Linked DNA regions of Homo sapiens: region 2 is linked to region 1. The links are chromatin loops, found by intact Hi-C in ENCODE. Cell type or tissue: PC-9. All regions are shown on one strand. Each heading gives the region's core, and the rest is flanking DNA. Links, peaks and the distances in the headings are about the cores only. Region 1 overlaps THSD4 (thrombospondin type 1 domain containing 4). Region 2 overlaps THSD4 (thrombospondin type 1 domain containing 4).

What was found. Peaks named below come from ENCODE experiments on the same cell type or tissue, not always from the same donor. Only the 100,000 strongest peaks of a DNase experiment are listed, where the experiment ranks them.
Region 2: a loop joins it to region 1, with 9 times the contacts of the local background. A loop is called at or near these places in 2 of 110 quality-filtered maps.

What each region holds. Positions count from the first base shown.
Region 1 is chr15:71,531,613-71,534,535 of GRCh38, forward strand. All of the region lies in intron 7 of THSD4 (thrombospondin type 1 domain containing 4), which reads left to right. Among named protein-coding and RNA genes, the nearest start is that of THSD4-AS2, 160 kb to the right of the region's middle. In PC-9, for the core only: a CTCF peak has its summit at 1,497 (motif pointing right); no DNase peak of the experiment used is centred there.
Region 2 is chr15:71,751,607-71,754,529 of GRCh38, forward strand. The region is part of intron 14 of THSD4 (thrombospondin type 1 domain containing 4); the gene reads left to right. Among named protein-coding and RNA genes, the nearest start is that of NR2E3, 57 kb to the right of the region's middle. In PC-9, for the core only: a CTCF peak has its summit at 1,238 (motif pointing right); no DNase peak of the experiment used is centred there; H3K27ac peaks cover 663 bases.

The DNA of each region.
Region 1 (2,923 bases), core at 198-2,697:
AGCCTTGACCTGACCTGTCCACTGGGCATGTTATTTAAAACAGAGAATACACTCGTGGTCTCTTAACACAGTGCCTAGTGGCACAGATCAAGCACTCATTAAATGTTGTTCTTTTGTTGAAATGCAGGGAGAGGTAACACTACAATTCAGTTATCACTTAATTAGCTCTTTGTTCTGAGTTAGTCTCCCCGATATTTTCCAGCTGCCAAATAAGAGAAGCAGAAACTGGGCAGAAGACGCCTGAATTCTGGGTGGAGGAAGACCAGGGCTGCATTAGAATCCCTTGTGAACTTGAAAACCATCAGTGTGTCCCCCTCTTCATGTTCCTCTTCTCCAGCTCACCCATAACCCCAGTCTTAAGCTTTTACTGCAAGGTCAGTTTTTCCAGTTTTTTCCCGTACTTTCTCCAAGTCCTCAGAAATTTCTGTAAGTCCTGCAGCCTAAAATACAGTCCAAGCCATGCTGAGGAGTAAGTAAGGTTACACTGTTGTGTTAATCTGCCATGAGCAGACATGCAACGGTGGTCACTGGGACCTTTGGTGCTTATTCTATAGCCTTGGCCTAGAGGGAAGAGAGACATGACCCAGAAGGGTAACAGCCGTCAGCAATGCCAACACTAAACTCTTAGCACTGACTGAAACAACAAAGGGTGAGAGAGAGAGAGAGAGAGAGTGTGTGTGTGTGTGTGTGTGTGTGTGTGTGTGTGTGTGTGTGTGTGTGATGGAGTCTCACTCTGTCACCAGGCTGGATTACAGTGGTGCCATCTCAGCTCACTGCAACCTCTGCCTCCTGGGTTCAAGTGATTCTCCTACCCCAGCCTCCTGAGTAGCTAGGATTACAGGCACATGCTGCCATGCCCAGCAATTTTTTTTTTTTGTATTTTTAGTAGAGACGAGGTTTCACCATGTTGGCCAGGATGGTCTCAATCTCTTGACCTCGCAATCTGCCCGCCTTGGCCTCTCAAACTGCTGGGATTACAGGTGTGAGCCACCACATCCAGCCAGGGTGGAATTACTTAATGTAGAATTTATCTTGCCACATATTTGTTAAACTCTTTCACCAGAGTGTTTGGTGCTGGCTGTTTATAATATAGATGTTTGACAAATCTCTTAAAACATGCAAAGCCATTTTCTTTCTTTCTTTTTTCAGAAAGTAATAATCATCTCTGTTCTATTCGAAGCAGAAAATTATATTTAATTAAGTAAAAATAAGATTAGAGAAGGAGTGTGTTGAAGACCCTTGGAAGAAAACCAATGAGTTGGTTGGCTCTGTCATTTTCCCACTGGTAATATTTTTTCAGCTCCACTGGTGGGAGTTGTAAAGTTTTCCATTTAGGCAGAGAGTGAACACCTTTGGTCATGGAAAGAAAGCCAGTCCTTTTGAGATATTCACTTGCCATGTGTGTGCCTTCTGAAGTATGAGTTGTATTTGCTGAGCAATTGAGTCTTCCCTGGGTTTCTGGGATCAGGTGCCTGCAGTTTGATAAAATAACCTCTAGATGGAGCTTTTGCACCTTTTGGTTGAGCTGGGTTGCCCGTGGGGCAAATCCCCGGTAATCTGAGCAGGATCAAAATAAACTTCGTTACTCCTTCTTATTACGTAAGTATTGTGTGTTTGTGGTGGGAACACTAGGAAATATAGATTTGCAAGTGGGAGAAAATAAAAATCACCGTGCAGAGGTAACCAGCATTACCATGCTGGAGAATAGCCTTCTGATCACTTTTTCTGTGTGTAATGAAAATGGTTTCATCCTCGAAATCCCCTTTTGTAACTTTTTTTCACTTAGTAAATTGTCACATCAATACAGCATACACCAATCAGTGTCACTAAATATTACAACACCTTAGTTTTATAATTAAAGAGTATCTCAGAACATACAGTAAGATGTATTTAACTCAGACCTTGTGATTAAATGTTTACATTATTTAAGATTTTTCACCATTATGAACAATACCAAGATGAAAACTCTTTTTTAGACAAATTTTGGCTCATGTCCACGATTCTCAGAGATGGAACTGGTGTTCGTTGAAAATGTATGCATTATGAAGTCCGCTGATATTGCCTGCTTAGAGCAGGACTCCCACCTGACTAGTAGGAGAAAATTTAATCACAAGGGTCCTTAAAGGTGGAAGAAGACCAAGGCAGATGAGGGAAGGTTGTGAGAAGAACTCAACCTGCCATTGCTAGCTTTGAAGATGAAGGGGAGACCTACTGATCGGGTAGGAGATGTGCTCTAAGTAGGCATTATTGGCAGGCTTAGTAATGCATATATTTTGAACTAAAATAACCCCAATATCATTAGGGGTTATTGGAAATCCAAAGTCTCAGGCCCCATCCCAGACCTACTGATTTAAAATCATGTTAAGATACGAAGTGATTTGTATACACTTTCAGAGACAGGGTCTTGGTCTGTTGCCCTGGCTGGAGTACATCAGCGCGATCCCAGCTCACCACAGCCTCCTGAATAGCTGGGACTGCAGGTGCACACAACACACTTGGCTAGCTTTTCAATTTTGTTGTAGAGACAGAGTCTCACTATGTTGCCCGTGCTGGTCTCTAACTCCTGGGCTCAAGCAATCCTCCCACCTCAGCCTCCCAAAGTGCTAGGATTATAGGCATGAGCCACAGTGCCTGGCCAAAGCCCAACTCTTAAAGCACCTGTATTCATTTGCAGTCTCAACCCTGTGTCAGACTACCTGTTTCCCTAGACTCTTGCCAGTAATGGGCATTTATCCTTCATAAAAATTATTTTCCAGATGAACGTAGCAACGTGTTATTTGATTTTGTGTATCTTTGGTTACTATTAATGTTAAATTGGTTTTCGTATTAGAGTCTCATATTGCATTTGTGTATCTTCATTTGTGAACTGCCTATTCATGGTCATTCCCATTTTTATCATTTCACTATTTTTCCAAATGAGAAT
Region 2 (2,923 bases), core at 178-2,677, 220 kb after region 1:
TAACTGAAACAATCTCCTATTTCTAAATGTTTGGGATTTTCTAGTTTTTATTTTTATTTTTATTTTTATTTTTATTTTTGAGACCAGGTCTTGCTCTGTTGCCCAGGCTGGACTGCAGTGGCACAATCATGGCTCACTGAAGCCTTGACCTCCTGGGCTCTAGTGATCCTCCCTCCTCAGCCTCCTGAGTAGCTGGGATTACAGTTATAAGCCTCCATACACGGGTGATGTTTTACTGTTTAAAACAGAATATTTTAAAAGACTTCAGTAAGTGTTCTTGTGCATAAATCTTTATATGCACCTCTTCTTATCTCTGTAAAATAGTGGGGGCGTGGAATCATGTTAAATTATGGGAAAATATTATGAATGCTTTTTGAACTCTTAATACATTTTAGCTAATTGTTCTCCAGAAAGATTATTTCGGTGTAGTCTTCCAAGCAGCAACTGAGAGCGCTTTTACAGTCATTTTGTTGCCATGATTCTTTAGTTTGTAAATTCCATGTCTCTACATTTGCCACTCTCTGAAAAGGCAGGGGGCACAGAGCACAATACGTACAGAGAAAAAACAACTCTGTGGGGAAAATAGCTGCAGTGGTTCATTCCTCTGTGTGTCTCCCACATTTATTTAGAACAGTAAAAAGCTACATGTAAATTTTCCAAAGATTTCCACTCTACCTATTTCCTCTCCAATAATGACTTGCAGATTTCCCCTTAAAGTAATTTTGCTTTGCATTTCAACATAAGTTCTTGCCGAATCTAGCTTGGCTTAAAATTATAAATAGAGCAAAGAATGAGCACTTTATTCTATTCAGGGAACTCTTTCGTTCGTTTTGGAAAAGATGTTCTAAATCATGCAAGTTGGGTGCTATGGTGTAAGTAAATAATTTTTGCCTTATCTACCCTCAGAATAGATCATGAATTCTAAATGTTCATGCTTATTTTAGAGTAGATGAGTGGGAAGGGAGTACTATTGGGTTTAAGAAACGCACATTGGCTTTGGTATCATCTCCATGACCATCACTTATTTCGTATTTGACCCTGAGCCAGCTACTGATTCACCGAGCTTCAGTTTTTTCAACTGTAACATTGCTGAGTAACCGCTGCAGTAATATATTTGAAGCTATGACCTAGATGAGGTTGGCACAGTGGGAAGGATTTCCTGTGGGCTGCTTCATTCTTCTTCAGCTGCGTGTTACCAGGGGCCTTTGGGCCACCAGTTGGTCTTAGAAAAGGTTCAGCCCCTGGAATGACCAGCGGATGGCAGTCTTCCACTTTTGAATAGTTGCTTTGTGTAGAAAATGGCCTCGTTAAGCTTTAGTCTGAACTATGAAATTTTTTATTACTGGGAATAAACACGTGTTGAGCACCTGTTACATGCCAGTCATGAACGAGACACAGCTTCCGACTCAATAAGCTCAAGAGGGAGAGACCAAAGAAAATTAAAGTTCGCAAACACTTAAGAGTACAGAGTGTGTCTTATTGCCCAATTTAAAATTAATTAATCTTTACCTAAGTGAATTGAGGTTGTAACCCCAGTCTGAATCTTCTGTTAAACTTCTAGGGACACAAAGTTTCTTCTGGCTTAATGACTCACCTTAAAAACATCTTTTCAGCTGCTTGTACTTGAGAGTGGGCCTTATCAGAAGTAAGCATCGTTGACTTTTCAGTTCTACAAATCAATGATAGGTTTAAGCCCATGTGCAATTTTTAATCACAACAGGAAAAAAACACTTTTAGAAAGTCCACCAGCCTTAGTTTGGTAACACCTAATTTCTAAGAAAGTTTTCCAGGAAAAAAATACTGAATCATTTAAATTATAAGAAATGATGCATAAAGCTGAAGTTCAAGAATAGTCATTACAGCCTTATAGTCCCTTAGGGGCCAGTTGGGCCAAGTTTAGGATTTAACTGTTGCTGGAATGAGAAGGCAGTCCCCACCAGAGGGTTGCTTAGGAATTCCATGTGTTTCTGTGTTTTATCAGCCCAGAAGTTCAATTACGAGTCATGTCCTCTTCTGACTAGCAAAGCAGATTTGGTCCTTTTAGGAACATCCTTTAAGGACAGTGGGTGGGTGTGGTTTGGAGCCTCACCTGGAAGGTTAGTCCCCACTCCCTGGTAGGGACTTCTCCTTCCCCTTGCTTCTGCTGACAGGCTTCCTGGACCAGGTCGTGAGTGGGGAGCTCCTTTCATGTTTACACTTGTTGGGCTTTTCACTGAAGGTGTTGTAATAAAATGAAACTCCTCTACAGGCCTCATCCATGTGATGTCCTCCCATTGGGCACTGGCATGGTCCTTCATATTCTTCTTTTAAATTAGGTATATGGGGATGTGAAGACACTTTCCCAAATGTATGTGCATTACTTGGTTTTGAAAGCAGAAAATTAAGTTAGCTAGTCAGATGGAAATTACTTGGAAACAAGTAGCCTAAGGGTTGGAAACATGAAGATAACTGAAATTCTGTTTACCTTTTATTCTTTTTTTTTTTTTTTTTTTTGAGATGGAGTCTCACTCTGTCACCCAGGCTAGAGTACAGTGGCATGATTTCGGCTTACTGCATCACTGCAACCTCCACCTCCCGGGTTCAAGCGATTCTTCTGTTTCAGCCTCCCAAGTAGCTGGAATTACAGGTGCACACCATCATGCCCAGTTAATTTTTGTATTTTTAGTAGAGATGGGGTTTCACTATGTTGGCCAGGCTGGTCTCAAACTCCTGACCTCAGGTGATCCACCTGCCTCAGCCTCCGAAAGTGCTGGGATTACAGGTGTGAGCCACCACACCTGGCCTACATTGTATTCTTTACAAGAGTATTTAAATGTCTTGAGTTTTAAAGTTAGGAAGAAAACCAGATCATACATGGCTGAAACAAACAAACAAACAAACAAACAAACAAATCCTTTAGCCTAGAATATTCCAATTATTGTAA